4 separate regions of the Homo sapiens genome follow, and all the other regions are linked to region 4. A link is a loop called in an ENCODE intact Hi-C map of the cell type or tissue named here. Cell type or tissue: OCI-LY7. All regions are shown on one strand. Region 1 has its middle 45 kb from the start of ZNF280B. Region 2 holds the start of LOC101929255 (a long non-coding RNA gene). Region 3 has its middle 87 kb from the start of ZNF280B. Region 4 has its middle 110 kb from the start of VPREB1.

What was found. A loop is a pair of places that touch in the nucleus more often than their neighbours do. Peaks named below come from ENCODE experiments on the same cell type or tissue, not always from the same donor. Only the 100,000 strongest peaks of a DNase experiment are listed, where the experiment ranks them.
Region 1: a loop joins it to region 4, with 13 times the contacts of the local background. A loop is called at or near these places in 4 of 110 quality-filtered maps.
Region 2: it touches region 4 in a loop (5-fold over the local background); 10 of 110 quality-filtered maps call a loop at or near these places.
Region 3: it touches region 4 in a loop (4-fold over the local background); 10 of 110 quality-filtered maps call a loop at or near these places.

Annotation. Positions count from the first base shown.
Region 1 is chr22:22,459,741-22,467,740 of GRCh38, reverse strand. It overlaps IGL. Among named protein-coding and RNA genes, the nearest start is that of ZNF280B, 45 kb to the left of the region's middle. In OCI-LY7, CTCF peaks have their summits at 3,290, 3,498 (motif pointing left), 4,408 (motif pointing right), 6,822 (motif pointing left) and 2 weaker places; DNase peaks (open chromatin) are centred at 3,510, 4,410, 5,290 and 6,850; H3K27ac peaks cover 573 bases.
Region 2 is chr22:22,404,606-22,412,605 of GRCh38, reverse strand. LOC101929255 (a long non-coding RNA gene) reads left to right here and starts at 3,409. Exons shown (of 3, transcript XR_938052.4): 1 at 3,409-4,381; 2 at 5,004-5,069. It also overlaps IGL, the pseudogene IGLV1-41 and IGLV1-40. RefSeq lists a silencer at 7,731-7,790. In OCI-LY7, CTCF peaks have their summits at 2,910 and 3,112 (motif pointing left); DNase peaks (open chromatin) are centred at 2,265, 3,085 and 7,815; H3K4me3 peaks cover 1,609 bases; H3K27ac peaks cover 2,588 bases.
Region 3 is chr22:22,418,099-22,426,098 of GRCh38, reverse strand. It overlaps IGL, the pseudogene ASH2LP1 and the pseudogene IGLVI-38. Among named protein-coding and RNA genes, the nearest start is that of ZNF280B, 87 kb to the left of the region's middle. In OCI-LY7, a CTCF peak has its summit at 3,305 (motif pointing left); DNase peaks (open chromatin) are centred at 508 and 3,208; H3K4me3 peaks cover 473 bases; H3K27ac peaks cover 1,936 bases.
Region 4 is chr22:22,353,448-22,361,447 of GRCh38, reverse strand. It overlaps IGL and IGLV1-47. Among named protein-coding and RNA genes, the nearest start is that of VPREB1, 110 kb to the right of the region's middle. RefSeq lists a silencer at 3,788-3,887. In OCI-LY7, a CTCF peak has its summit at 3,995 (motif pointing left); DNase peaks (open chromatin) are centred at 3,087 and 3,927; H3K4me3 peaks cover 975 bases; H3K27ac peaks cover 1,982 bases.

The sequences.
Region 1 (8,000 bases), 110 kb before region 4:
TTCCCACCAGCAGTGTAGAGGTGTTCCTTTTTCACTGCATCTATGCCATCATCTATTATATGTTAATTATGGCCATTCTTGCAGGTGGTAAGGTGGTATCTCATTGTGGTTTTGATTTGAATTTCCCTGATCATTAGTGATGTTGAGCATTTTTTCATATGTTTCTTGGCCATTTGTATATCATCTTTTGAGAATTATCTACTCATGCCTTTAGCCCACTTTTTGATGAGTTTTTTTTTTCTTTCTAGTTTGTTTGAGTTCTTTGTAGATTCTGGATATATCAGTCCTTTGTCAGATGTATAGAATGTGAAGAATTTTCCCCACTCTGTAGGTTGTCTGTTTACTCTGCTGATGTTCCTTTTGCCATGCAGCTCACCAGTCACTGTCTGTATTCACACATCCATGTTCTGATTCCCAGACACCGATTTCATCATTCTATAAGTGATTATTTTGATTTCTTTAGTTCTTTAGCTCTTTAGTTTAATTAAGCTCTTTTTTTTCTTTAGCTCTTTAGTTTAATTAAGTTCCACCTATTGAACTTTGTTTTTGTTGCATATGCTTTTGGGTTCTTGGTCATGAAATCCTTGCCTAAGCCAATGTCTAGAAGAGTTTTTCTGATGTTATTTTCTATAAGTTTTATAGTTTCAGATTTTATATTTAAGTCCTTGATCCATCTTGAGTTGATTTTTGTATAAGGTGAGAGATGAGGATCCAGTTTCATTCTCCTACATCTAGCTTGCCAATTATCCCAGCGCCATTTGTTGAATAGGGTGTCATTTTCCCACTCTATATTTTTGTTTGCTTTGTTGGATATCACTTGGCTGTAAGTATTTGGGTTTATTTCTGGATTCTCTGTTCTCTTCCATTGGTCTATGTGCCTATTTTTATACCAGTGTCATGCTGTTTTAGTGACTATGACCTTATAGTATAGTTTGAAATCAGGTAGTGTGATGCCTCCAGATTTGTTCTTTTTGCTTAGTCTTGCTTTGGCTATGTGGGCTCTTTTTTGGTTCCATATGAATTTTAGGATTGTTTTTTCTAGTTCTGTGAAGAATGACAAGAGACCATCACTTCTTCAATGTAGCCCACATCTACACTTGTGCTAATTGTAAATGGCCCCTGGATTTCTAGACTTACAAGGTGCTTTAGTAAATAATCTAGAATCAGGTCACTCACTTCCTTCAGACACTGTCTCCTCAAGGAATTCAGAGAGATGCTTCTCATTCAGATGTGGCATGTCACTCCCTGGCTTAAACACCTTCAGTGGCTCCTTGTTGTTTATATAAAACCTGAATCCTGTGGCCCCAGCAGCATGACCTGCACGTTGTGGCCCCTGCACACTCCCATAGCCCATCTCACAGCCCCTCGTCCTTCTGCTGGGACTCCGGCCTCACTCACTTCTTTGTCCTGGGAAACGCTGAGCTCCGGTCCCTTTCATAGCCTCCACCCCAGCTCCTCCTTTGCCTGTTAGGAGAAGATGGGCTTCAACTTGAAGTCAGAATGTAAGCTTACATTTTGTCCACGTTGTTAAAAGCAGATTATATACCACATTGTTAAAATCAGGTTACATACCAATTAAAAGCAGGACATATACCTCTCATCACAGACATGGATTTTTTTAGGCAGTGATTATTATGGAAATTTTTGAGTTATATAAATATGCTGAGAGTTGTCTAATGAATCCTTGGCACCCATCAGCTAGCTTTGACATCATCAGTGTGACTCATCTTGTTTAATCTTTCAACCCTTTTTACCCATCATCTTACTCCATCGCTGGATGATTTTATAGCAAATCACAAACATGATCACTAATGCCAACATTAGTGATCAGCCTTGTTCTCATCCTGGAGCCCAGAGATGCTCAGGAAGGCCTTTTTGGAAAACTGATAGCTTGAGAATCAGTCCTACATCCCTAAAAGTGTATATTGGCTTCTATGGATCAGAGGTTTGGGGACACTTCCTGTTCATTGTTGGTACCAGGACACAATCCCAAGACCCTTATTGCTGCTGCTTCCAGTGCAGGAGATGGTGACTGGTTTAGCCACAGACAGACTGTGCAGGTTACCAAGTGAGTTCTGACTGCCCAGGACCCTGAGAGTCAGGAGAGAGACACAGGGTGAGGGAGGTGGCTCAGTAAGCCAGGGGAGCAAGGAAGAGCCCTGGTCCTCCCAGTGCCATCCCTGCCTCCTTGTCTCCAGCTACTACAGGAGTTATTAATAAATAATTTTTAGGCAGCAAGAAAGGGTGAAAGTTCTTGGTGGAATTTTCTTTTAATAAAAAGCGACCCCCAAACCATTTCTTTGCTAACAGAAAGCGGCTTGAAAAACCAGACTGGCAAGCATTGATACGCAAATGCTGGTGGCTAGAAGCCAGGTCCACCCAATATGGTGGCTTTCGCCCTCTTCTCCTTGTCACCACATGTGCCAGGTGTCACGGCAGCTTCCACATAAAAGCCACATGTGCAGGACATCATGGCAACCTGAATTTTCATATTAAAAGGCTAGGGTGGGAGGGCCAGTTTTTTTACAGGCTGCGTGAATGACACACCTGGTCAAACTCATTCCCTGGGCCCTGTGCAAATCAGACACTGCCTCCTCCAGCCTCCCAATATAACCAGCTGCTGTCCACCACATGTAGGGTTTTCCGTTCGGAGCCCTTCTCCCTCTCTATGGGGGAGCTGTTTTTCTTCTCTCTTGCCTGTTAAACTTTCCACTCCTTAAAACCACTCCACATATGTCCATCCATGTTGCTAATTTTCTCAGAATGAGACAAAAGACCCTGGTGTTTCTCCAGTCATCAGAGCCGTATCCTTTCTGGTGCCTTCACTGGGAATCCAAGGTACAACATTCATCGACGTAGTGATTAGAGGAGTGAACTCAAAGTCTGTTCTGTCATTCAGAGGTTCTTGGTCTCTATTTTAAAATCAAAATCAAATCAATTATGGGCATCCATTGGCCGTCTAAATACGCTTATCATGGCTGTTGTTCTAAAGACTTGAGTGTTAGGCTTGCTGGTCAGAACACGGAGAACCCGCAATACTCACGGGTCTTTGGGAATGTTGGTCATGCTTCAAATCAGTTTCTTTTCATGGGGAAACTTAGCCATCGCGTGAGGCTGGGAAAAGTTCTGAAGCAACTGAGAATTTCTGGCCAGGGCACAGCCTGGTGTTATTCAAAGGTTTCGGGACTGGACCCAGCCTCCAACGGCCTGCTCTGGATGTTGGTAAAGGATCCCTAGCTATCCTGTCGCAGAACCTTCTTCCTTTTTTATCCGTGGTCGTTATGTCTCTTACTCTCTCTGTGTGTCAAATGTGCGGGAATTTTTACAGCGTAGGGAAGTAATCCTGGTAGGCAAGATCAGAAAATGCTGTAGTAACTGGGGAGATAGCTCAGGAAAATGCCATTGCAATCTTCTAGGAACAGAAGTCTTCCTTTGCCCCTCAGTGAGGTTACTCCCTAAAATTCCTCTGGTGAGCACATGGTATTTCTAGGCCAACAGCGCCACCTAGTGGAAATAAAATCCTCTTTATGCGACACATTGCTGATCTCCGCGGTACACCGCAGCTTCTCAATTTTTTTCTTTTTGCACCTTTCTACTGGAAACCAGGATTTATGCTGCTCCTGTGAACGGGAAAATTCTGCTTTTAACTATTAGGAGTAAAATTCCTCTGCAGCCGAATTTGTGCCCCGATACTGTCCCATTAGCAGGAAAGTCGCCATTAGGTCCCCGCGTTCCTTTAAGACACCTGTTCTCTCTCCGATTAAAACAGTACTTAATTAGTAAGGAGATTTTAAGTCTGGAAGTTAACTGGAACCATTTTTCTAAGGGTAAATGCTTTAGCACAGGCCATAATAGCAGGCAATCTAGCACATTCCCTCCATTAAAGGAGCCTTTCCTTCCATATAGTTTCTGCCAAGATCTATTTTTTTGGGGGTGGGGGTGGGGTGAGACACACAGATCACACAAGTCTAGGAAGTCAAAGGGAAATCATAGGCAGAGGACTAGAGCTGCTTGGGGTAGCACGACTAGGCCCACAAGCTTAGTTCCTCTGGTGCCATGGCTTGGAGGGTCACGCTTGCAAACATGGGTGGCACATTTAACAGGGTGCCAGGACCTGGGTGATTCTGGAAATTGAAGGAAAGTAGATGTCCTTCTAAATACTAAAGCCAATCTCTCTCTTTTCTTCTCTCTAATCCAGGCCTCCCCTCTTCTCATAGCATCACCATAAGGAACATCTCAGGAAAAACTCTAGTACAATATTTTTCTCAACCTTAGTTGCAGTTAGGAGGACCTATTTACACATGCTTCCAAGCCATTGTCATGATAGCTTTACAGTTAGAAAAGCCTCCAAATTAATCCTGGGAAAGAACTTAACTGTTTACACCCCACGTAATGTGGCAGGATTACTGTCCTTTAGGGGGCGCTTTTAACTAACAGCCGGTAAAGCAAGAAATACATAAGGCAGGATAAGCAGTAGTCACTCTAAACAACATCTCTCCCCAGACACAAGCACTTAATTAGCTGAACTAATAGCTCTTACGAGAACACTTCAATTAAGCAAGGGAAAGGTAGCCAACATTTACACGGACTCCAAGTATGCTTTCTTAGCTCTCCATACTCATGCTGCCATTTAAAAGGAAAGACATCCTCTTACCACTAATGGATTTCCTGTAAAATATCACCAGAAAATTAGCAGGCTATTATCTTCACTTTTTATGCCGTGAGAAATAGCAGGGATACATTATAGGAACACCAAAAGGCAGCAAATAAAGTAGCCAAAGGAAATAGATTAATCAGGCAGCTAAGTCAAAGGCAAGGAAGCCTCAAGGCATTAACACACTTCAAGCCCCCTTCTAATCTAGGAATGCTCCATAACAGAAATTAAACCTCAGTATTTTCCTGCAGAAACAGAATAGGCCACTTCTCAAGGGTATGCTTTTTATCTCTCAGGATGGCTACAGCCAGAGGATGGCAAACTCCATTTGCCAGCCTCCAGCCAATGGAAAGTTCTTAAAATCCTTCACCAAGCTTTTCACTTAGGAAAGGATAAAATTTGTCAATGTGCTCAGAGACTGTTTTCAGGCAGAAAACCTATAAATTGGTTAAGCATGTAACCTCTCTACCTCACTTCCAACAGAAATTGACACAACTGGCAGAAGCCCAGCCCCAGGAAATAGAACCACCTTTATTTAACCCAGGAAATTTGGTACTAGTGAAAACTCTCACCTCTCTCTCCTTCCCTAAGCCAAGCTGCGAAGGGCCCTACACTGTTCTCTTTCAACCCCCTTGGCAGCAAAAGTTACAGGTGTCAACTTCTGAATACATCACACTCAAGTCAAAGCCTGAATGCCTGAGGGAGCAACCCCTGACAGCCCAGAGGAACGTCCTGAATATCAAAGTGGAGAAATAGAAGATCTTAAGCTGAAAATCATAAAAGATAAGTAACTGAGTGAGGGCTACTCATCCTACTCAGTCCCACTCCTACCTCACCAGATGCTTTTTATTTATTTATTATTTTTGAGACAGAGTCTTGCTCTGTCACCAGGCTGGAGTACAATGGCATGATCTCAGCTCACTGCAACTTCTGCCTCCCGGGTTCAAGTGATTCTTCTGCCTCATCCTCCCTAGTAGCTGGGATTACAGGCATGCACCACCACACCCAGCTATTTATTTTATTTTTTTTTTTTGAGATGGAGGCTTGCTCTGTCGCCCAGGCTGGAGTGCAGTGGCGCGATCTCAGCTCACTGCAAGCTCTGCCTCCCAGGTTCATGCCATTTTCCTGCCTCATCCTCCCGAGCAGCTGGGACTACAGGCGGTCTCGATCTCCTGACCTCATAATCCACCTGTCTCAGCCTCCCAAAATTTTTTTGTATTTTTAGTAGGGATGGGGTTTCACCATGTTGGCCAGGATGGTCTCAGTCTCTTGACCTCGTGATCTGCCCACCTCAGCCTCCCAAGGCGCTGGGATTGCAGGTGTGAGCCACCATGCCCGGCCACTTTTTATTATTTGTACCCCTTCCTCTAAAAATTTGCCACCAAATATTAGAACTTCTTTTTAATGCATATTCGCAGGGAGATTTTGATTATTCATAGAATTGCATTTGTAACCTTGTAGATTCCCAAAGGGAAATGTTATATCTTGGCAAGTAAAGTTTTCAATGGAAATTATTTACTATGCCAGTCTTGTGGGAATTGTTACAGTCACACTACTATTTGCAATAGAACTATACACTATGGCACTCACAATGTGGAATTCTGGTTGTAAAATTCTAATTGCTGTAACATCTTGTCTAATTATCATCCTTATAACAGGATTAACAATTGCAGGAAAGATTTAGTCAAGGCTGTTTTGCTTATAGCAGGAGTAATAGTTATGGATATAGCATGAAAGTTTTACTATCATTAAGTTTGATAGGACTTTTTATTGAAGACTGGTTGTATGGTGCACTCTAAGCTATAGAAAGAAGGTTATAAAAGAAGGAACTTTATATAAGAAAAGATCTTGTGTGGGAAATTCTTGTCCTAAAAGCAAATGACTGGTTATTTAAAGGAAGGATGTTTAGGACAAGTCGGAAAGTTTGAGTATGTTGTAAGAGGGTCTGTGAAAGTCATGAAATAATTTAATAATTAAAGAAAAGGAATTGTCAAGATTAACACTAAAGTTAATTTAGCCACCCAATAATGTATTTCTCCCAATTATATTGCAAGTTATAAAAATGGTCTAAGCCTAAAACTATTCACTAATGGCAAGTAAAGGGGGAAATGTATGGTTTTCTCAAGGAAAAATGTCACTTTCATATTAATCTTTCTGGTAATATTCAGTGACATCTAGTGGAGACAACCCAGTATTACAATCCACTGGTGTAACTAACAAGTATCAAACTCTGCTGTCATAGTTGTGGTCTATAGTACCCCCACTAACAGTGGTAATCTTAATACTCATATTCTAACCCTATATTTTAAACCTTCTTGTAAGATTTATCTCTTTTCACCTAGAAGCAATCAAACTCCAAATAATGCTGCAGACAGAGCCACACATGGACATGCCATTCTTCAGAGAATCCTTAGATCAACCTCAGGAGGAGGCCCAACTGCTGTCCCCTTACATGACGCCCCTTTCCAGAAGGAAGTAGCCAGAAAGAATTGTTGTCCAACATCCCCTAACGACAGTTAGGTTTACTTCTCCTGAGGGGGGAAATAACAGGAGTCATTAAGAAATAATTTTTAGGCAGCTAGAAATGGTGTAAGTTCTCGGTGGAATTTTCCTTTAATAAAAAGCGACCCCCAAACCATTTCTTTGCTAACAGAAAGCAGCTTGAAAAACCAGACTGGCAAGCACTGATATGCAAATGCTGGTGGCTAGAAGCCAGGTCCACCCAATATGGTGGCTTTCGCCCTCCTCTTTTTGTCACCACGTGTGCCAGGTGTCATGGCAGCCTCCAGATAAAAGCCACATGTGCAGGACATCATGGTGACCTGCATTTGCATATTAAAAGGCTAAGGTGGGAGGGCCAGTTTTTTTTACAGGCTGCATGAATGTCACACCTGGTCAAACCAATCCCCTGGGCCCTTTGCAAATCAGACACTGCCTCCTCCAGCCTCCCAATATAATCAGCTGTTTTCCATTGCATGTGGGATTTTCCATTAGGATCCCTCCTCCCTCTGTATGGGGGAGCTGTTTTCTTCTTTCTTGCCTATTAAACTTTCTGTTCCTTAAAACCACTCAATGTGTGTCCATGTCACTAATTTTCTCAGTGTGAGACAAAGGACCCTGGTGTTTCTCCAGTCATCAGAGTCATGTCACAGCCACCTTTGCAGAGACTCAGGAGGGTGAGGAAGAGAGGGTCCAGGCCATGGTAGAGATGTCTGTAGTGCTCTGCTTCCTGAGCCACATAGATTAGGCGGAACAACCCCTCTTCCCTGGTGTCTCTTAGGGGAGGGGACTCAGTGGAAATCTATCCTGACCCCTGGCTGTGCCCCTCACATAAGATGCCGAGTCT
Region 2 (8,000 bases), 51 kb before region 4:
AAAGGAGACGCTATTCAACAAATGGTGCTGAGATAATAGGCAAGTCACACGTAGAAGAATGAAAATGGATCTTCATCTCTCATCTTATACAAAACTAACACAAGATTGGTCAAAGACTTAAATCTAAGACATGAAACCTTAGAAATTCTAGAAGAAATTGGCTTAAGCAAAGACTTTATAACCAAGAATCCAAAATGAAATGCATTAAAAACGAAGATAAATAGATGGGACTGAATTAAATGAAATAGCCTCTGCACAGCAAAATAAACAGTCAGCAGAGTTAACTGACAACCCACAGAGTGAAAGAAAATCTTCCCAATCTATACATCTAATAAAGTATTAATATCCAGAATCTACAAAGAACTCAAACTAATCAGCAAGAAAAAAACAAACAATCTCATCAAAAAGTGGGCTAAAGACATGAATAGACAATTCTCAAAAGAAGATATACAAATGGCTAACAAGCATATGGCAAAATGCTCAAGATCACTAACGATTAGAGAAATGAAAATCAAAGTCACAATGCAATACCACCTTACTCCCTCAAGAATGGGCATAATAAAAAAATTAAAATAATTGATGCTGGCATGGATGTGGTGAAAAGGGAACCCTTTTACACTGTTGGTGGGAATGTAAACTAGTACAACCACTATGGAAAAGAGTGTGGAGATTCATTAAAGAACTGGATCTACCATTTGATCCAGCAATCTCACTACTAGGTATCTACCAAGAGGAAAAGAAGTCATTACATGAAAAAATTACTTGAACACTCATGTTTATAGCAGCACAATTTGCAATTGCAAAAACATAGAACCAACCCAAATGCCCATCAATCAATGAGTGGATGAAGCAAATGTGGTATATATATATATATATATATATATATATATATGTAGACTGCTACTCAGCCTTAAAAAGGAATGAAATAATGGCATTAACAGAAACCCGGATGGAATGGAGACTATCATTATAAGTGAATTCACTCAGGAATAAAAGGGCAAACATCATATGTTTTCACTCATAAATGGGAGCTAAGCTATGAGGACACAAAGGCATAAGAATGATACAACGGACTTTGGGGACTCAGGAGAAAGGGTGGGATGGGGTGAGGGATAAAAGACTACACATTGGGTACAGTGTTCCCTGCTTGGGTGATGAGTGCACCAAAATCCCAGAAATCACCACTAACAAACTTATTTATGTAACAAAACAACATCTGTTTCCCAAAAACCTATTGAAATAAAAAAATTTTAAAAAACACTAAAAACCTTAAAAGCCAACATAAAATAATAAATAGAAAAACTTTAAAAAGATAAGAAATTCTCCCATTATAGAAAGAATTAGAGGGAAGAGATGAAGAAGCAAGAATCCTGAGAAGCCCTCACTGACTCCTGTCACCTTAGATGAACATCACCCGTAGAGTTTGATTTGATGGACAATGAATTCAAACTTTAAAATAAATAAGTAAATAAATAGAATCAGAAGAGAATGTCCTAGACCCTCAAAGGTTGTAATGAGCCCTCTGTAGAATGGGATGCAATTCAGCAACAGCAGGGAGAATCTGAAAAGAAGTGTGCAGAGTGAAAGAAGCTCGAACAAATGGGAAGATAGTGTTTGATAACACTAGTAAGTTTCAGAAAATGGAAACCATACAGTAGTGGCAAAGGCAGATTCCTGGCTGCCCAGGAGGGCATTCGGGGAGTGAAGGAGATGACAAAGCATCATGAAGGGCTGCTGGGGTTAGTCAGAGGTTGCATAGCTCAGTGGTGGTGATATTTTCAAAGATCCAGAAAAATGCCAAAATGGGCCGAATTTAATGCTATAAATTCAGCTGGTTTATTAGGTGTGCATTTTTCCTTCATGAAAGGAGTTTTGTTAAAAAAAAAAAAAAAGAATAGGCCTGGGAGAAAAGAAACACAGGGACTCACATTGAGGAGCAGGGAGAGGAAGACACCACTCCGGAAACTCCTGGAATTGGGGAAAGGAGAATAATGAATACATGGGTTCCCTATCAGAGGTGGGTCTGAGGTGACACAACTGGATCTGCCACCTGAGTCCAGAACTTCAGTGTAGAGACTTTGTGTCCCAAGTTAAGGGAGAGGGATATTCTGCTTCCTGGATTCCCTGTTCCTGACTCTGAGGACAGAAGGGGAGGAGGAGCCTCCACTCCCAGGCAGGGCCCTGGATGCCCCTGGGACCATGAGGGAAGCAGCAGCCGCAGAAGCCACAGGCCAGGCCTGAGCAGCAGCTGCCGGGGCTCACCCTCCTGGCAGAGGAGGAAGTGGGTTCTTGTCTCAGTTCCCCCCGGGCCTGGAGCACTGTGGAACCACTCAGGCTGCTGTCATAGGACTGGCAGTAATAATCAGCCTCATCCTCAGCCTGGAGCCCAGTGATGGCCAGGGAGGCTGAGGTGCCAGACTTGGAGCCAGAGAATCGGTCAGGGACCCCTGAGGGCCGATTGCTGTTACCATAGATGAGGAGTTTGGGGGCTGTTCCTGGAAGCTGCTGGTACCAGTGTACATCATAACCTGCCCCGATGTTGGAGCTGCTCCCAGTGCAGGAGATGGTGACCCTCTGCCCTGGGGCCCCAGACACTGAGGGCGGCTGCGTCAGCACAGACTGGGCCCAGGACCCTGGAAGTGGGAGAGACACAGGCATCATTATTCGGCTTCTAGAGACAACAGGAGAAAGCAAGAATCCATAGGCTTCCCAGGGCCCCTCCCCTGGACCTGTATCCAGTCACCTGTGCAGTGAGCGAGGAGAGTGAGGAGGAGAGGAGACCAGGCCATGCTGGAGATTGTCCTGAGTGCTGCCTCTTGTGCCCACAGCTGAAGCAGAGCCTCCCCAAATCTCTCCCTGCCCCTCTTCATACTCTGAGAGTGGGAGGGTCCATCCATGCAAATCAGACCCCCAGCTTTCTAATCCCACCCTGGGCCCTGGGTCAGGTCCCTATGCCTGAGGATGTCAGGGGGTGGCAGGGGTGGGGCTGTGTGGTCCCACGGGTGTAAAGGACGCAGCTGTGAGCCCTGAGCAGAGGACACTAGGCAGGACAGGTGGCTGGTTCTGCTCTGATCAACCTCAGTCTTCTCAGGAATGATCCCCAAGTGCCCTCTAGTGTCCAGACCGAGACAAACCATGGTATGACAAGGTGACCAGAGCCTCTAGAGACCCCACTGCCTCCGCACTGTTCTGTCCACTGCCCCCTGTCAGGGCCAGGCCAGGTGGTGCCTGTGTCTTCTCCCTGTGACCTCAGTCCTCCCACTTTACTGGGCTCCTCGGGAGTGAATCTGTCCGTGGCGCTCTCACTGTTTATTGTAGAGGACTCAGGTGGTGACTACACAATGTCCTCATAGGTCACAATCAAACCCAGAGCAGGGACCGACTTTCATGGACTCACGTTCCCATTTGTGGGGACACCGGGTCCTCTCATGTGGCTCCTCCCTGGTGGCCAGGGCTCTCCTTCCTCTGTGGATCCTGCAGCGCTGAATAGAAGGGAAGCTCTTCCCTCTAGGAGGCCCAGGGCACATTCCCAGAGGGTTATTCTGGTCAATCTTCATTCTCTACTTCCCCTGAATTGCAGTCATAGTCATCTGGATCTTGTGACCGGGCTGAGCTGTGTCTCACATACAGGACAAGGCTGCTCATGGCCCTCTCCCTGCCCAGGAATGCTCTTCCTGGTGGATGCCCCATCAGCTCTTAGGGTGAGGGCAGAGCGAGGAGCAGGTCCACAGCTACCTCTCCCAGTTCAGCCCCATCCTGGGTCCAGTATAATGTGTCCCATGTGATAAGAGGTAGGTCTCTGTCAAGTAGTTGCTGAGCACGTATCTTTTGCTGGGCATAGAGCTCAGCTCTGGAAATGCCATAATCCCTACCTAATGCCATAATCCCTACCTAGACAGCCTAATCCCTACCTTTTGCAGCTAACCCTGATGAAAACACAGGCATAGGAAGGGCACAGGAGTCCACTCTTCCACCCCCTTAATCCCTGGGGCAGAGACCAGAGAAGTCCCTGCTGCACTCCAGGGTCTGAGAAGAGACTTCGACTTGGTGGCATCACAGGGGAAGAAGGAAGAAGGGACTACAGGAGAACCAAGGGCATATGGGCATGACCTGAAGATTCCTGGTGTTCAGGTGAAGATGTAAGGAAGTCCACGAAGTAGATACAGATGAATAAGATTAGATAAATTACAGGATCTAGGAGAAGTGGACTGCCGGGAAGGAGAGATTGGATTGAGAAAGACACCCTGGCAGGGCAAGTCCTCAGAAATCCAAGAAGATGTACTTTTGTTCCCCAAGTCCAGGAGCTTGTTGACTGGTTGGGCCTGATCTGCTGGGGCTACTGGAGAGGAAGGCAGGGAGGAGCCACGTGTCAGCAGGAGAGGTGAGGAGAGGGGGAGAACATGAGCAGAAGAAGAGGAGATGCCACTTTAGGACAGCCTGGATGGGAGGTGTGCGATGGGAATGTCCACATGTACAGATATATTTCTAGATATTTCATATAAATGGGATCATGTTAATTTTTAGATTGTTGTGAGAGAAGAAGACAAATTCAAACTATCTTGCTATTATTCTAAAAGGCGGTGTATCTTCAGCAAAGAAAATTTGCTTCACAGGTGCTATCCTGGTGGACTGTAAGCACTGGGTTTTACAAAGGCTTTTTTACATTTCTTTTACCATCATACTGCTTTTTTTTCCAGAAATATATATACCAATTAAAATTGATGACATAAGTTAAGATTACATTTTTGTGAAAGTTATGCACTTATCTTTTTGAAACGTATACTCTGAACCTTTCAGAGGTTATTCATTGAGAAGACCAAGAACATTCACTACCTAATGTATTCATGCTGTTGTTTCTGAGGAGTAAACTCTTGAAGCTCTGGAATTAATTTTCTTAGATCTTGGAGTAATTCCTAAGGGGTAATGAAACTTTTCTTTGCTAACCCTGTATTTATCTAAGGAACCCTCTCATTTCTTTTTTTTTTTGTGACAATGGCCTGTAGATACAGGGTTGGCATCATTAGCTCCTGAGTGGAAAATGGACCATGACAAGGAATGAGAGCAGAAGAGTGAGTATAGAATTTTGGTAATCAAATAGCTCTAGACCTGAGGAAATAACATGAAATTATTTGGTAGAGGTGGCACTTTCTAGAGGGACACAGAGAAGGAGAATCTAAGGTTTGAGAAATCTAGGAGAGTTCAGTTAGGCTTTAATCATCGGCTTTGTGTCCTGAAGGGGCAGGGTCACAGCTGAATCAAAGCCAGGTTGCTGCTGATCCAAGACCCTGTGACCAGGACTGAGGTAAGACTCTCAGCAGTGACACGGCTGACCTGGCGGAGCAGTCGCCTTGAGATGAGAGCAGAAGGAGGCTCCCTACACAGTGCATGGACAGAAAGGGAGGTGCAGGTGCTGTCCCCTGAGTCTGGTCCTTACTTGAAAGAGGGGCAGATGGAGGACAGGTGCCGAGGTGATGGTGATCAGTGGCTTCTAGTGTGGCTTCTTGAACTTCTTTCCCTTTTTTTTCTCCTCTGAGCTTAGGAGGCCAACATGAGGGTGTTTATCTGCTTCCTGTCTCTCTGGAGGCTACCTGATTCTCCTATCAATGCCTTCTTGATGAGCATGGATGTGTCTTGGCCCAGAATTGATGTGCAAAAAGAATATCAGAAAGGCCAGAGAGCCCACGATGGAGATTTGTGGGTCAGAGTCTCTCTTGCCTGTGTCCCAGCCCAGCTGTCAGTTTTCGCAAGACAACACCCATCACGAACTGAAGTTGAGGGTGGAGGGTAGAGTGATTCACACACTGGGGCTACTTAGGCAGAGCTCCTGGTCTTTTTCCTCTTCCTGTCATGTCTAGACCCCAGATCTCCCAGCCATGAGTTCAGCATATAAGTGTCCCCAGCTGCAATGTTTGGGACAGGCAGTGTGTGGCCCAAACCCATAAGATATGCTCCCTGGTCCCCATGATGCTGTCATGGGAGATGGCATGAACGATTTCGTCTGGTTGTCCTGAAGGCTGAGATTCCTCACCAGTGGGTCAGGGAGGGCAGATCTTTCTCATTCTGGAACTTTTTTTTTAGTGAGGATGTCATATGTAAAACTGGAGAGTCATTTTGTTTCCAAATAGGAATTCAGCCAGGGGACAGGAGAGGTTATGGAGAACAAACATCTTATATATCTCAGAGATAAGTTTTCCTCTCCCCGTTGCCATGTGGAGAGGAAAAAGTCCTGTGACACCTTTGAACAAGTCTGGGGAGCTGTTGTCTAAGTTTTCATTGTGACAATGAGCTCGAGCCTTCCTGCAGCCCCCTTGCACTTGAAGGACCCCCCAGCAGTGTGATCACTGTGCCCCACTCAGGTCCTAAGGCCAGCCTTGAGCATCTCCCCTCACCCAGGCTTCAGTACCTCCTCCCCAGACACTGGTGCTGAATCTCACCACTCACTCCCGGTGACTAGAGCTGGTCCCATGGCCTTCATACTGCCTACCTCCTTGTCCATCTTCTCTGAAGCATCTGGAGTTTTCCTCACAAACTTACCTCAGATTCTGTGTCCTCTTTGTCCAACCCTCTAATGGCTCCTCTACCCTCCCCCACACAAGCTCTCCTCTCCTCACTGTGCGATGCCACCTTATCACATCAATATTCTAACTTGATTCTCTTTTCCACAAGTCGGTGTCAGCTAGGATATTCCAGGCTTATCAATCAGCCTTTATCCATTTTGGTATCAGTGCTGGGCTCTGCTACGAGAGCATAAGTCTTAGATGTCAGAGTCTGGGAGCTTCAGTACAATCAAATTCCCATGAAAGCCCCCAGTTCTATTGGCCTGAGAGGGAGGCTCAGCCTCCCCTCAATGCCTGAGTGGGCAATAATCCTCTACGAATTCTTATCTGAGGAAAGGAACCTCTTCAGACTTTTTTTTTATCCTATTCTTACTGAAACTGAAACTCAAGAAGAAATGAGTAGATGGCTCAGGAGATCTGGTCCACCATCTGAGCCTCAGTTTATGCCACCCCTCCTCACTTTAGTAAGAGGGTCCTCACTATTTTCTGGTCCCAGACACCTCCACCACCTCCCTCCACCATCTGGGGGGACTGGCTGGCTCCACTGCCTGGTATAATGCCTGGACCTTCCCTTGCCTTCTGTGGCTGCCTCCTCTTTATTTCTGTGGAAGGAGGAAGCCAAGGGGAGGCTGGTTGAGAGGAGAGAGGGGAGCCTTGGGGAGGCTTCTGATTTCTAACTCTTTCTTCTCCTCATTGTTTCACTGAGAGGTGATGAGCAGTTTGCAAGGGGTGGGGTTGGTGCCCTCTAACCCAGTCCTGGGCACATAGAAATAAATGTTTCTACAGATTCAGAGACAGCCCTTACAGAGTTTGGAAACAATGCCTGGGATGGAGGCCCTGGGTTGAGCAAGGTCCTCAAGTAGCCCTGAGCCCTCACCTGGCCACAGCTACAGTGAGGAGAGTGATGGGAGGAGGGTGACGGAAGGAGTCCAGGTCTTCGGGAGCACCTCTGCTCCCTCAGGCCTCTAGTGAAGCTCAATGGCCCACACTTCCTCACTCCGTCCCCACACCATGGGCAGGCACAGGAAGGACTGTGAAGACACAGTTGGACCTGCCACCTCAGCCCACGATTTCAGTGCAGAGACCCTGTGTCCCAAGCTGAGGAGCAGGATATTCTGTCTCCTGGGGTCCCTGTTCCTGACTCTGAGGACAAAAGTGGTGGAGCCTCCACTCCTAGGCAAGGCCCTGGATGCCCCGAGGCCCATGGGGGAAGCTACAGCAGCAGAAGCTACAGGTCAGGTGTGAGCAGCAGCTGCAGGCACTCACCCTCCTGGCGGAGGAGGAAGAGGGTTCTTGTCTCAGTTCCCCATTGGCCTGGAGCACTGTGCAAGCTCTCAGGCTGGTATCCCATGCTAAGCAGTAATAATCGGCCTAGTCCTCAGGCCAGAGGCCAGTGATGCCCAGGGTGGCTGAGGTGCCAGACTTGGAGCCAGAGAATCGGTC
Region 3 (8,000 bases), 65 kb before region 4:
TGGTACCAGGACACAATTCCAAGGACGTTATTGCTGCTGTTTCCAGTGCAGGAGATGGTGGCTGGTTTAGTCACAGACAAACTGTGCAGGCCACCAAGTGAGCCCTGACTGCCCAGGACCCTAAGAGTCAGGACAGAGACACAGGGTGTGGGAAGTGGCTCGGTGAGCCGGGGGAGCAAGGCAGAGCCCTGGTCCTCCCAGTGCCAGTCCCTGCCTTTCTATCTCCAGCCTCCTGTGCAGAGACTGAGGAGGGTGAGCAGCAGAGGGATTCAGGCCATGGTAGAGAAGTCTCTGGAGCTCTACTTCCTGAGCCACACAGATTAGGGGGAACAGCCCCTTTTCCCTGGCCCTTCTTAGAGGAGGGGACTCAATGCAAGTCTAACCTGTCCCCATGGTTGTTCCCTTCACATAAGATGCTGAGTCTGATTATACTTCTCGAGGACTGGGTGGCTTCTTGAGGCTGGGTAGGAGAGCATGGTCAGTGACTCTTCAGGCACCCTGGGAGGATGCAGCTGCTGGGCCCTATGAATACTAAATAGAGACAGGGAGACAGGTGTCTGGTGTCCCAGCCAAGTCCAGCCATGAACTGACTTTCCAGGCTGCACAGAAATCCATGGGTCTCTCTTCCTTCTTGATTCTCACTGGATCAGCACATAAGGCAGAGTGGTGGAGTTTGGGGAGAATAAATGAGCATGCTTGTGTGGTTCACTGGATTCAGTGGAAATGCAGAGGACTCCAGGGATCAGAAGGAGAAAAAAAAAAAGGAGAAGGAGGAAGTGCTAGCTGAGGCAAAATAGGAGAATCAGCCAACTCTGGGCTACTTCAGAACTAGGGAATCAGAGAGGCTCGTAAAAGAGAAAAAATAGGCTGGGCACAGCGGCTCATGCCTGTAATTCCAGGACTTTGGGAGGCTGAGGAGGGTGGATCACTTGAGCTCAGAAATTCAAGACCAGCCTGGGTAACATGGGGAAACCCCATGTCTACCAAAAATACAAGATATTAGCAGGGTGTGGTGGTGCGTGCCCATAGTCACAGCTACTTGGGATGCTGAGCTGAGAAGATTGCTTGAGTCAGGAGGTGAAGGTTGCAGTGAGTTGAGACCACAGCCTGGGCAACCAGGGTGAGACCCTGTCCCTACCCCCACCCCCACCCCACCCTACCCCCCCAAAAAAAGAGAGAAAATGTATGAATGTCCAATTCCAAGAAAAAAAATCTGGAAAAATACCAATAGGCTTCCTGCTATAAAGCTCTTGATAATTAACTCAGGATGATAGAGGGGAGAAGTGGTTGACAGGAAAAGGAGAGAGACCCAAGAAGGGAATTCAGGAATCAGAGATGTGGGAGGGGAGAGGGTAAGGATGGGCTACACTACAGAAAAGACTAGATGAGAAGCTAGTAAGAATGTTGGATGGGAGCCAGAGGGGAGGTCAGGTTAGTTGTTTGTTTGCTTTTGTTTTGTTTCTTAAAGAAAGGGGAGCCTCTCCCTGCTTTGCAGCTGTCCTCCCTGGTCGTCTTCCTGCATGGAGTGTGGCTCGTTCCATCTCAGCTTACCGCAAACTCCGCCTCCCGGATTCCAGTGATTCTCCTGGCTCAACCTCCCGAGTAGCTGGGATTACAGGCTGCGCCACCACGCCCGGCTAATTTTGCATTTTTAGTAGAGACGGGGCTTTTCCATGTTGGCCGGGCTGGTCTGGAACTCCCGACCTCAGGTGATCTGCCCGCCTTGGCCTCCTAAAGTGCTGGGATTACAGGCCTGAGTCACCACAGCCAGCCAAGTGTGGGGTTCTTCTGTCATCCAAACACATTAGTTCACTATGTCTGAGATATCTCTTAGGTTATTGTCTGCCAAGGTTTCTCCTTATTTTACACTATTCTTATGAATTTGTTATGGCTGTTTTTGTTATTAGAGGTAAGGTCTCACTTTGTCACCCAGGCTGGAGTGCAGTGGCATAATCATAGCTCATCGCAGCTTTGAACTCCTGGGGTGAAGCGACCCTCCTGCCTCAGCCTCCTAGGTATCTACGATGACAAGCATGCCACACTACGCCTGGCTAATTCATTTTTTATTATTTAAAAACATGTTTTGTAGAGAAAAGATCTTGTGACGTTACCCTGGCTGGTCTCAAACTCCTGGCCTCAAGTAATTCTTTTGCCTCAAACTCCCAAAGTGCTAGGATTACACACCTGAGCCTCTTCTCCTGGCTGGCCTTGTTATTGTTCAAACATATATGTGGATTTTGTGTGGTAGGAACTTTCTAGAAATGCAGAGACTGTGTCCTCACTCCAGAGCCACTGAATCAGAATCTGCATTTTGTAAAATCCCCAGAAGATGCATATGCACAACAGAATTTGGGGGGTACTGTTCTAACACATGCCTGGAGACACTGGTGTAGTTTTGGATATAAATTATTCCTCATACCTTAATCTGTTATGCTCCTTCTTACATGAATCGGAAACTCTTGTTTCTCTATTTACTGCATTGTGAAGTCAGGTGTAATGTACTCAAGGCTTTCCACTGAAAATTTCAGGCATTTTTTTTCTGACCTCACAAAATCCACAGAAGTTACCAGGAGTGTTTTAATAATAAGATAATATCATATCTTCGTTTGAGTAGCAAACAATAAGAATTATCTAAAAATGATAATATTTCATTGGTATTCAAATAAAAATAAAATTAGCAACTATTTAAATATTTTATCCCTTTTAAGAAATGGAACACTACTTACATTAACCTGAAATGACTAGATCATAAAGGGGTATAAAAGCAGATGAAAAAGCACAAGGCTTGATCACCATTGTGGAAATACTGAGAACAAAAATGAAAGAATGCATCCAAATAAAAAAAAATAGTCATATTGATTGCTTGGAATAAAGAACCTTTGCCGAGGACTCGGTGATTTTAAATACTTTCTGATTTTATGTAATAGGCATGTATTGCTTTGAACATAACTCAATAAATAAATTTTAGTAAGTTTAGAAAGTTTCTTCTTATTGCTCTTAGCTCAGAAAGCCCATCCTTTGAAGATGCTACTGAGATCCCTGTGTGGAGGAGGTGTGTTGTGTGGTGCTTTATGCAAATCTTTACCACATTCACCACCTTTAGCACCACCCAGGTTCTCAGCCCTGAGAGCAGCCACACTGTGAGGGGACTGCCCAGAGTGGCCGTGTGTTGCGGGAGGAAGCAGCTGCTCTAACATTTTACACGACCCAGTGAGCAACTGTGCAGGGTTCATTCAGTTTGAACTCCTTGAGCTTCTTATGATGCAGACGACCCAGACCGCCCCCTGGTGGCTTTCCTGGACTGAGCATGTATTGTCAAATAACTATTGATTTACCTTTTTGACATTGCCACTGTAAATTTCCTAGGCCAATTCACATCCATTACTTGTCTATTTTTTGCTCATCCCTATTTGTACTACTTTCTCTTCCTGTTGTTGAAATCCAGCCCCAGTGACTATAATTCGATTTTAGTGTTACATGGTGTTAATTTTTATCTGAATGTTTTGGATGACTAAAGGAATTGTTTTAATGACCCACTGGCTTTTTGAAACTATTTATGTTGAGTCTCATATTGGATAAACAGCTAGCTAAAGCGAGCATTTTCAAAATAATTTATTTTAGAGAATTTATTAAAAAGAAAATAACCAAATATTTAAGGTTGAAGTTTTATTGTCAATTCAGTGGAAATTCAAGTCGGAGTCAGCCATAAGGATGATCAACAAGGTCTACATAAGCAACCCCATCCCCAACTCACACCCCCAAAAAAACCTGCCTGGACACCAAGCTTCAGCGAGCTTTCCTGGTTGGCAATAATTCATGCACAGAATCACACATTGCTGCCAGGAGAATGCAGCATTGTCTATTACTTTACTGGGAGAGGACAACTGAATGCCTGTGCTTGGAATTCTCCTGAACTCTGCCCATGTACCTCCTTCCTTGAATTATTTTAATCTGCATTCTTTTGTTGTAAAAAATCATATCAACAAACGTCACAAGTTTCAGTGAGTGATGTGAGTCCTTCTTGGGAATCATAAGAAGTGAAGCGTTGTTGGGGGAGTCCCTAGCTTACAGTTAGCATCAGAATTGAGACTGCTGTTGGAAACTCTTAGATTTTGCAGGTTCTAATGTCACATTTTTTTTTAACTTCAAAACAGGTTGTATTTGGGAAGAGTTTCTCATTTTGTTAAAGCTGCAAGCAACCTTCTTTCCCAATTACACTTCTAGAGATCTAGTAGTTTCAGAGATCTCAGTATTCAAAGATATATTTCAAAATTAATAACAAAACCAAACCCACACCAAAAAGAAATCACTTTTAGAATGATTTGGAATGTACATTGATTTCTGGCATTCTCAGAAACAAGCTCACCAACTCCTTGGAAAACGGGTGCCATGGAGTCAGTGCCCACCGAAGAAAATGTCTTTAAATAAGTTAGTTACTTGGACAAGATTATTCACTCCTTAGAAAATACATCAATGTAACAAGTCCCAGCAGGCAGGGTATGCAGTACAGCACCAATTTCCCAGAGGGCTTAGTGGATCTTGGGATGAGCAGTTGTTGGTTTACGGCCCTCAGAAGAAGAGCAGTCACTGAAAGTGGAGAAAGAGTGTTGGCAGGCAGGAGCCTCTCGCAGTCGTACCCAGACTTTTAACTTGCTCAAAGGAGAGGCTGTGTTCAGTAGCATCTTTGGGAGAACATTTGAGACAGTTAAAGGCAACAACAAGAAAAGCCCTACAGTATTACTCCCCAGAAAGTCCATATCTGAAAAGAAAGAGGGACCCATTTGAGATTTCCTGTGGAGGACTGTGTCTCCCATCCTTTTCTGTCTCCAGCAGGTACAAGACATCAGCCAGAGTGTGCTCTACCACAGCATCCCATCCCATGTCACTCAGGGCAGTAAGTGACATCATTTTTAGGAAATTAAAGCACAGTCCAAAGTTAATGAAAACCACCCAGTTCTTGTCCAGTGAGATGGCTGGAAAGTAAACATCCTTGAAAGTATTTTTGTAAGCCACACCTTGATTGACACCTTTTTATAAAATATTAGCTCACTATGAGGAGTCCGTTTTAGGTTCTTCTCTGCTTTAGCGACAAAGTCTTTTTCCTCAAAATGCAAATAATTCTTGAATTTTATCAAAGCTTTATGCTCATAAGTATTAGGTATGACTTGACTGTTTCTGTGTCTTCAGAAAGAGTAGCACAAAATTTCAGGATGTCTCCCTTCCATAGTTTGAAATGTAGTGTTTGCCAAGGGACTGGTGAAACTTGGATCTTTTTTGCTCTGCAAAGAATAACTAAATTTACTCATTGTTTAAACAATGTTATTTAGCCAAGTAATTATTCCAAGTGTCTGAATGGTCATCATGCAATCCCCGTATTTATCAATAAATGGTATAATATCCTTATCTTTAGAGAACGTTACCTTTAAACATTCAGCCTGTGTTTGGGACTAACATGTCCTGTTGGACAAAGCAGTAAAGCACGTTTCGTTCATGTTTGCTTGCTACAGGAGGAAATAGACATTACTGCTATGATAACGTACATTGCAATGAAAACTGTAGTTGGTCATGAGGTAAACGATGAGGCATCTATGCAAGACTTATCAACTGTGAACCATTTTGTACAGAAGCAGATGCCCCTCTCCAGCTGGAGGGGCTGCTACCTCTGCCACCAGCTTCATCTCCCCTTCTTTGGCCACTGTTGCATTTGCGGCTGCTCCTGGGCTGGGTTGGGCACCCACCGCTAACATCATGGCCACCTCTAGACTTTCTCATATTATTCTGAGTCACCTGTAATGAGGTACGTCTGACTCTCTTAACTTGTTAGGATGCTGCAGGGCTGGAATAAAAGGAAGGGTGTCCTGGATGCTGTGGGGCTGGCATAAAAGGAAGAGTGTCCTGGATACTCATGCACACTCTCCTAGTCCTGTAGGTTTCCACTGTTCTTGGAGGTAGAGAAACTGCACCAAACATAAATCTTCCTCTTTTTGGCTGTAGTAAAATATTCATACACAAAATACATTATTTCAACAATTTTCAAATGTATACTTCAGTGACATTAAGTAAATTAACACTGTTGTACAACCACAGTACTGCCACTCATCTCCACAAATTTTTTATTTTCCCAAACCAAACTTCATACCTGGGAAACATCGTTTTACTTCTTGTCACTGTGGAGTTAACTATTCTAGGTACCTCATATAAGGGCTGGCAAACAATTTTTGTCCTTTTGAAGTCAGCTTATTTCTGACGGCATGATGTCTTAAAGGTTCATCCATGCCATCGCATGGGTCAGACTTTCTTTTTAAGGCTGAATAATATTCCCTTGTGTGTGTATAATATATCTTGTTGATTCATTAGTTGACACTTGGGCTGCCTCCACCTTTTAGCTATTGTGAACAATGCTGCTATGAACGAGGATGTACAATTTTCTCTTTGAGATCTTGCTTTCAATTTTTTCAGGCACATTCCCAGAAGTGAAAATTCTGATAAAATGGTAATTCTATGTTTGATTTTATGAGGAACAGCCATAAGGCATCCACAGTGGAAGCATCATTCTGCAGTCTCTCCAGCAAATCGTAACAGTTGCAATTTCTAAACATCTTTGCTAGAACTTTTAATTTTCTGTTATTTGGTTAATGCCATCCTAATGGGTATAGAGTTGTATATTATTGTGATTTGATTTGCAGTGTACTAATAATTGGTGATGCTGTACATCTTTTCATGTACTTATTGGACATTCGTAGATCTTTTTTTGTAGTAATATCTACTCAAGTCCTTTGTCCTTGTTTTTTTCGGGTTATTCCTATTTTTGTTGTTACTGTTGAGTTGTAGAAGTTCTTTCTATAGCTTGGATGCCTTATCAGATATAAAGTTTGTAACAATCTTTCCCATTCTATTATCTGCATTTTCACTCTGTTGGTAGTGTCCTTTGCTGCACATAAGTTTTACAGTTTGATGAAATGCAATTTATCTATATTCTTCTTTTTCTATGTTTTCCCTGTCTTTTTTGTGCCATATCCAAGAAATCATTTCCAAACCCTACGTTGTGGACCTACTTCCCAATGTTTTCTTTTAAGATTCAGTTGTGGCTCTCCCATTTGTGTCTTTGATTCACTTCCAGATTGCATGTGGATATCCAGTTTTCTCAACAGCATTTGTTAAAAAGACTGTTCTTTCCCTCACGAATGGTCTTGGCAAGCTTGTTGAAAATCATTTGACCATATAACTGAGAGTTTTCTCCAAGGCACTCAATTCTATTCTATTTGTCTGTATGTCTGTCTATATGTACCACTCTGTTTTGATTAGTGTATCTTTTTAGTATGCTTTGGAATCAGGAAGTGTCAGGATTCCAACAACGTTCTTCTTTTACAAGATTATTTTGGCTATTTTGGGTATCTGGATTTTAGAATTATATCCATTCTTGTACCAAGTAGTATTGGAATTTTGATAAAGATTGTGATGACTCTATAGTATATTTTATTTTGGTTTCTACTGGTATCTTAACAATATTGAGTTTTCCAATACATAATCAAAAACGTCTTTCCATTTATTTGTGTATTCTTCAATTTCTTTTAGCAATGTTTTATTGTTTTCAATGTGCAAGTGTTTTACCTTCTTAAGTTTATTCTTAAGTATTTTACATTTATTTATTTATTTGGGACAGAGTCTCACTGTGTCACCTAGGTTAGAGTGCAGTGGCACCATCTCCTCTCACTGCAAACTCTGTCTCCTGGGTTCAAGTGATTATTGTGCCTCAGCCTCATGAGTAGCTGCAATCACTGAGTGTGCCACCCACCCAGCTAATTTTTTTTAATCTTTTTTTAGTAGAGACAGGGTTTCACCATATTGGCCAGGCTGGTCTCTAACAACTCCTGACCTCAGATGATCCCCCGTCTCAGCCTCCCAAAGTGCTGGGATTATGGGCACCAGATACCGTGCCAGCCGCATTTTACTCATTCTAATGACGAAATTTGAATTGTTTTCTTTTTTTTTTAATGTAT
Region 4 (8,000 bases):
AGATTATCTCAATCGATGCAGAAAAAGTACTTGATAAAATCCATCATCACTTCATGATTAAAACCCTCTGCAAAACTGGCATAGAAGAGACATACCTTATGGTAATGAAAGCCCTCTATTACAAACCCACAGCCAACATTATACTGAACAGAAAAAACTTAAAAGCATTTCTTCCGAGAACCGGAACAAGACAAGAATGCCCACTTTCACCACTTCTGTTCAACATAGTTCTGGAAGTCTTAGCCAGAGCAATCAGACAAGAGAAAGAAATTAAGGGCATCCAAATTGGTAAAGAGGAAGTCAAACTGTCATTGTTTGCTTATAATAAGATCGTATACCTAGAAAACTTTAAAGACTCATTCAAAAAGCTCCGAGAACTGGTGAATGAATTCAGCAAAGTTTCGGGATACAAAATTAAGGCACACAAATACAACAACAGGGACCAAGCTGAATATCAAATCAAGAACTCAACCCCTTTAACAAATAGCTGCAAAAAAAAAAATACTTAGGAATATACCTAACCAAGGAGATTAAAGAACTCTACAAAGAAAACTACAAAACACTGCTGAAAGAAATCATAGATGACACAAACAAATAAAAACACATCCCATGCTCATGAATGGGTAGAATCAATATTGTGAAAATGATCATACTACCAAAAGCAATCTACAAATTCAATGCAATTCCCATCAAAATACCAACATCATTTATCACAGAACTAGAAAAAACAATCCTAAAATTCATATGGAACCAAAAAAGAGCCTGCATAGCCAAAGCAAGACTAAGAAAAAACAAACAAACAACAACAACAACAAAAAGCATATCCAGAGGCATCAGGTTACCTAACTTCAAACTATACTCTAGGACACCCTGTTCAAGAAATGGTGCTGGGATAATTGGCAAGCCAAATGTGAAAGAAATAAACCTGGATCCTCATCTCTCAGCTTATACAAAAATCAACTCAAGATGAATCAAAGACTTAAACCTAAGGCCTGAAACAATAAAAATTCTAGAAGATAACATCAGAAAAACCCTTCTAGACATTGGTTTAGGCAAAGACTTCATGACCAAGAACCCAAAAGCAAATGCAACAAGAACAAAGATAAATAGATGGGACCTAATTAAACTAAAAAGCTTCTTCACAGCAAAAGAAATAATCAGCAGAGTTAACAGACAGCCCACCGAGTGGAAGAAAATCTTCACAATCTACATATCCACCTAATGACTAAGGGCTAGCATCTACAAAGAATTCAAACAAATTATCAAGAAAAAAACTAAACAATCTCATCAAAAAGTAGGCTAAAGGCATAAATAAAAATTCTCAAAAGAAGATATATGAATGGCCAACAGACATAAAGAAAAATGAACAGCATCACTAATGATCAGGGAAATACCAATCAAAACTACAATACAATACCACCTTAATACCGCAAGAATGGCCAATAATAGATGTTGGCATGGATGTGGTGAAAACAAAACACTTTTACACTGGTGGTGGGAAGGTAAACTAGTACAACCACTATGGAAAACAGATTCCTTAAGGAACTAAAAATAGATGTACCCTTTGATCCAGCAAAGTCCCAAAATCTGGGACTAGGCATGTACCCAGAGAAAAAGAAATCATTATTCAAAAAAGATAGTTGCACACGCATGTTTATAGCAGCACAATTTGCAATTGCAAGAACATGGAACCAGCCCAAATGCCCATAAACCAACAAATGGATAAAGGAAATGTTAAATATATGCATACCATGGAATACTATGCAGCCATAAAAAGGAACAAAATAATGGCATTCCCAGCAACCTGGATAGAATTGGGGACTGTTATTCTAAGTGCAGTAACTCAGGAATTGAAAACAAAGCATGGCATATTCTCACCCATAAGTGGGAGATAAGCTATGAGAACACAAAGGCATAACAATGATACAATGGACTTTGAGGACTGGGAGGAAATGGTAGAAGCGGGGTGAGGGATAAAAGACTACTCACTGGGTACACTGTACGCTACTTGGGTGATGAGTGCACCAATATCTTAGAAATCACAACTAAAGAACTTATTTATGTAACCAAATACCACCGATTCCCTAAAAACCTATTAAAATAAAAAAATTAATAATTAAAGAGAAAAAAACACTGAAATCCTTAAAAACCCAAATAAATAAATAAGTAAATAAATAGAATATGAGAACCTCTTCCAATATAGACAGAACGAGAGGCAAGAGATGAAGAAGCAAGAATCCCGACAAGACATCACAGACTCTCCTGTCACCTTAGATGAACATAACTCCAAGAGTTTGATTTTGATGGACGATAAATTCAAACTTTAAAATAAATAAACAAAATCAGGAATAATCAACCTAAAGGCCCTCAAAGGTAGTAATGAGCCCTCTATGGGATGGGTGCAATTCAGCGAGAACAGGAAGAATCCCAAAAGGAGTTTGCAGTGTGAAAAAAGCCAGAACAAATGGGAAGATAATGTCTGATAACACTGATACATTCCAAAAAATGGAAAGCAAACAATAGTGACAGAGACAGATCTGTGGCTGCACAGGATAGCACTGGGGAAGGGAGGGAGGGAGATGACAAGGGGTCATGAGGGGTTGCTGGGGTTGGTCACAGGTTGCATAGCTGCGTGTTGGTGGTGATGTATTCAAGGATCAAAAAATGTCAACATTTGTCTAATTTCCTATTATAAATCTGGGTGGTTTATTAAATATGCATTATTCCTACATGAAAGGAGTTTTATTAAAAAAAGAATTGGCTGGAGAGAAAGGAAGCACAGGGATTCACACTGAGGAGCAGGGGGAGGAAGACACCACTCTGGAAACTCCTGGAAATGGGAAAAGGAGGATGACAGAGACACAGGTTTCCCATCAGAGGTGGGTCTGTGACGACACAGCTGTACCTGCCACCTCAGTCCAGGACTTCAGTGCAGAGACCCTGTGTCCCAAGTTGCAGGAAGCAGGATGTTCTGTTTCCTGGACAGCCTGTTCATGACTCTGAGGATGAAGGGGAGGAGGAGCCTCCACTCTCAGGCAGGGCCCTGGATGCCCTTGGACCCATGGGGGAAGCTACAGCAGCAGAAGCCACAGGCCGGGCCTGAGCAGCAGCTGCCGGGGCTCACCCTCCTGACAGAGGAGGAAGGGGGTTCTTGTCTCAGTTCCCCCTGGGCCTGGAGCACTGTGGGACCACTCAGGCTGTCATCCCATGCTGCACAGTAATAATCAGCCTCATCCTCGGACCGGAGCCCACTGATGGCCAGGGAGGCTGAGGTGCCAGACTTGGAGCCAGAGAATCGGTCAGGGACCCCTGAGGGCCGCTGATTATTACTATAGATGAGGAGTTTGGGGGCCGTTCCTGGGAGCTGCTGGTACCAGTATACATAATTACTTCCGATGTTGGAGCTGCTTCCAGAACAAGAGATGGTGACCCTCTGCCCGGGGGTCCCAGACGCTGAGGGTGGCTGAGTCAGCACAGACTGGGCCCAGGACCCTGGAAGTGAGAGAGACACAGACATGGTGATTGACAAGAGACGAAAGGAGACAAGAGGAGAAAGCAGGGCCCCATGGGCTTCCCAGGGCCCCTCTCTTGGTCCCCATCCTGTCACCTGCACAGTGAGTGAGGAGGGTGAGGAGGAGAGGGAAGCCGGCCATGCTGGAGATTGTCCTGAATCCTGTCTTCTCTACCACAGCTGAAGCTGAGCTTCCCCCAGATCTCTCCCTCTCTTCATACTCTGAGAGGGGGAGAGTCCATCCATGCAAATCAGATCCCCCCGGTTTTTGACCCCACCCTGAGCCCTGGGTCAGGCTCCTGGGCTTGAGTATGTCAGGGTGTGGCAGGGGTGGAGCTTTGTGGTCCCAGGGGGTGGGGAGGACACAGGACACAGCTGCCAGCCCTGAGCAGAGGACATCAGGCAGGGCAGGTGCCTGGTTCTGCTCTGATTACCCCAAGTCTTCTCAGAAATGGTCCCCAAGCGCCCCCTAGTGTCCAGACTAAGGCAAACCGTTCTATGATCAGGTGACCAGAGCCTCTGAGATTCACCGCTGCCTCCGCCCCGCCCTGTTTTCTGGCCACTGCCCCCGCTCCCAAGTCCCGGCCCAGTAAGGTGGCACCTGTGTCTCCCTCCTGTGACCTCAGGGCAGTCTTCACGCTCTACTGGACTCCTCAGGAGTGAATCTGTCTATGGCTCTTTGGCTGTACATTGTAGAGGACTCAGGTGATGTCTACACAAAGTCCTTTTATTTCAGGATCAAGCCCAGAGCGGGGACCGGCCCCATGGACTCACTTCCCCACCAGTGTTGGACACCGGGTCCTCTCCTCTCATGTGACTCCTCCCTGGTGGCCAGGGCTCCACTTCCTCTGTGGATCCTGCTGCGCTGAGGAGAAAGGGAGCTCTTCCCTCTGGGATGCCCTGGGGAGGAATTCCCAGAGGGTTTTTCTGGTAAATCTTTGTTCTCCCTCTACTTCCCCAGATTTGCAGTCATAGTCATCCGGATACTGTGACCAGGGATCTTGCCTAGGAGTCTGTCCTCCAAGCACTGAATGCCAGTCTGTGGGGGATCCTGGCAAATGTCTTTGGAGTGTTTCACTTATGAGCAAAAAGAGCAAAGATGTTCAGTCTTTGAACATGGGAAGAATTAAAATTTTAACTTGGTTTGACGACCAGAGTCTGTCCTCAGGTGAGCCTGATATGTGATAGCTCTTAGCATCGAGCACCCCAACTAGGATTTCCAGGGAAAAATTATGGTTCAAATTCAGTAGTGAGTCTTGTGGGGGTGGCTTGAAGATGATGAAAATTATTCATCTTTGGTCTGTAATGACATCTAGAATCTAATAAACTAAAAACAATAATCTTAAGAAAAAAGATAATTCTGTTAATCAAAATGAAAAATGAAATAGATTGTGTTTATGATTGCATGAGTTCTGGCATGATACACCCTGGACTCTTAACAAATATTTGTTTGGGGAATTTTACGTGGATGGAGGGAAACAGCTGGATGGTTATGTTGATATTTATACTTGTGAATGTATCATCAGGCAGTTGCAATACAATGAGATTTTTTATTTATTTGTTTGTTTATTTATTTATTTATTTTGAGCCGGAGTCTTGGTCTGTTGCCCAGGCTGGAGTGCAGTGGCACCATCTCGGCTAAATGCAACCTCCATCTCCCAGGTTCAAGCAATTCTCCTGCCTCAGCCTTCCAAGTAGCTGGAATTACCAGCACGAGCCACCATGCCCGGCTAATTTTTGTATTTTTTTAGTAGAGACTGGGTTTCACCATGTTGGCCAGGCTGGTCTCCAACTCCTGACCTTGTGATCAGCCCACCTCGGACTCCCAAAGTGCTGGGATTACAGGCGTGAGCCACCGCGCCTGGCCACAATGAGATTTTAAATGCTCCATTTAAACAACAAAATAGTGAGATTTATTGCAGGCATTTAAATAAAACCAGTCCGTATATGTAACTGAAATAAAATGGATGCTGTGTTTTGGGATTGCATTTCAAGGGTGTCATTATTTTAAATGTTCCTTTTAGTGTAAGCCATGCTCCTTTACATAATTTTCATAGTTTTTATAAAAAGTTTATTGTGTTTATATAACACATCAGGCATATTGTTTTATTTATTTCCAAGTAGAAATAAACTATTAGAGCTGGGCTTCACTTCCTGTTTCTTCTCATTGCTTTTTCTTTGATGATGCATAGATGTTCACAGTGAATTTTGTTTTCCTTTCCTCCCACCTTAATGAACAGGGGGTCACCGAGGCTGAGCAGTGTCTCACATACAGGAGAAGGCTGCCCACGGCCTCCTCCCTGCCCACGGATGCGCTTCCTGGTGGATGCCCCATCAGCTCTTAGGCTGAGGGCAGAGAGAGGAGCAGATCCACGGCTAAGGAACCTGGACACCCAGAGGATCTGGAAGGAAGGGGCAACAGTTGCGACAGTGAGCCCTGGACAGAAGACACTGACTGTGGATTTTTTATGTGATTCTCCTCAGGAACCCTCACAGACAAACCAAACCCCAGTCTCTACGTGTCTTCAGGGTGCCGGTCCTTCCAGGTCCTCTTTTTGTCACTGCCCTAGGCCCCGGGCATCCTTCTCCTATGAGTCACAATGGACAGTCTCCTCTTCAGGGTGCACCCTCCTTACCACATCTGACCCCACACCCATCTCCTCATTCCTCCATAAACCATCCCCTGCTCACTTCCATTAGCATTTTTACATCATTCTAGGATCACAGCCTCCCAAGGATGTCTCTGCAGGATATCCATGTTGCAGAGAGCTCAGACCTTTGACAGGACCACTGTGCCTGGGCCACCTAAGGCTGAGCATTTCTCTTGCTTCTCTTCTAGAGCAGCTCTAGGCCGAGCCAGATCCAGACCTCTCAGAATGCTGAGCCCACGTTTTCTTAAGTGTCAGACTTCCGCTCTCACATATGGGTCTTGGGTCACACAGGCTGGATTCTCCTTTCTTGTCATCTTTCCCACAGTTTCAGAGCTCAGGAAATGATCAGCACACCTGCACCAAAAGGAGAGGACACCTGTGGGACCAGGCTGAAGGCTCCTGGACTTCTGGGTCACACTGGCTGGATTCTTTCTTGTCATCCCCACCTCATCCACACCCACCATGTGTGGACAGCTCCTTTTGCTTCTAGAAACAAGTTGATTCTGTTTCCATTGGGGAGACCAGTAAGAAAACGAGTTATCATCCCTGCACCCTTGCTCTGCTTTCAGTAACACAAGTGACAGTAAAAGTCTTGGCATGAACTGGTGTTGGTCACAGGCAGGGATAAAGGAGGGATGGGGAGACAGGATGAGTGGGGCAGATCTTTCTCTCATTTCCCCATGGAATAGGAACCCTTGGTAACATGGAGTCAGGATGCAGCTGTGTGACACTGATAACCAGCCAGTCCTCAGGCTGGAGCGCAGAAGTTGTCCAGGAGGCTGTGGGAATAAACCCAGAGCAGGAGAATCAGGCTTGGACCCCTGAGGGACAATCACTGATGTCCTAAGTCACAAAATTAGGGGCTCTTTCTGGGAGGGAATGCCCAATGTTTCTGCTGCTCCCCATGCAGAAAAAGGTGACATTGAGATGGGGGCCTTCTCAAGAGTTTCCTGGGGAGGAGTCACTTGAAGCAAACAGTATCTGTACCCAGATGTTCCACAGACTCACTACTAGAACCTGACTCAGTGAGAACCTCCAATGGTGCAATAGAGGAGAAGAGAACACAGGCCCTGAGGGATCAGCAAACCCACCCTCAGCAGTCCCCGTGGTCCTGAGTGGAATGAGCTGCAGGAAAGTCACATCCCTGGGACCTACTTCCCCCATGGCCAAGGAGCAGCCTCAGCCTTGCCTCAGCCATGGTGGAGCCTCCCCTTGACTCTCTCAAGTCCTACATAGAGGTTTACCGGCCTCAGGTCCACAGTTACCCTCAGACGTAATCCCATCTCCTGACATTTCCACTGAAATGCAGGTACCCAGTACTGAGCCAGGTCAGCACTATATCTGCAATTCCCTGACCTGTGTCCTCATGCAGCATTTCATATTTGAGTGCCTTGTTCCTGGGACACAGTGAGCCTCAGACAGCCCTGAGAACAGACTAGTGGGGATGGAAGGGGAGGTCTCTGCTTGTACACTGGAAGAGCAGAGTCCATGCTGTAGGGGACTGTTCACCTGCTAGGATGTCCCCAGGCTCTGACCATGATGTGAGCTAGGAAAGCCTCATTTTGCTTCTTTCAAGAACAAAAGTCCAGCTCCGCAGGCAGTGGTGTTAGCACATATGGACAACCAGCCAACACTTCAGGGTCGTCAGGTGCTTTGGTTTGGTTTTGTTTTACTGAGACTTCAGAAGAATGGATGGGAAATTGAGAGAAGAGCCTTTTACAACTAGAAAGTTATTTCCAAATTTAGTTTGTCCCTTGGCTGGTTATTTTAAAATTTAAAAACTGTTACAGAACAAGAACCCAGATCAGGGTGAGGTTTTCGTCCCACTTCCCCATCTG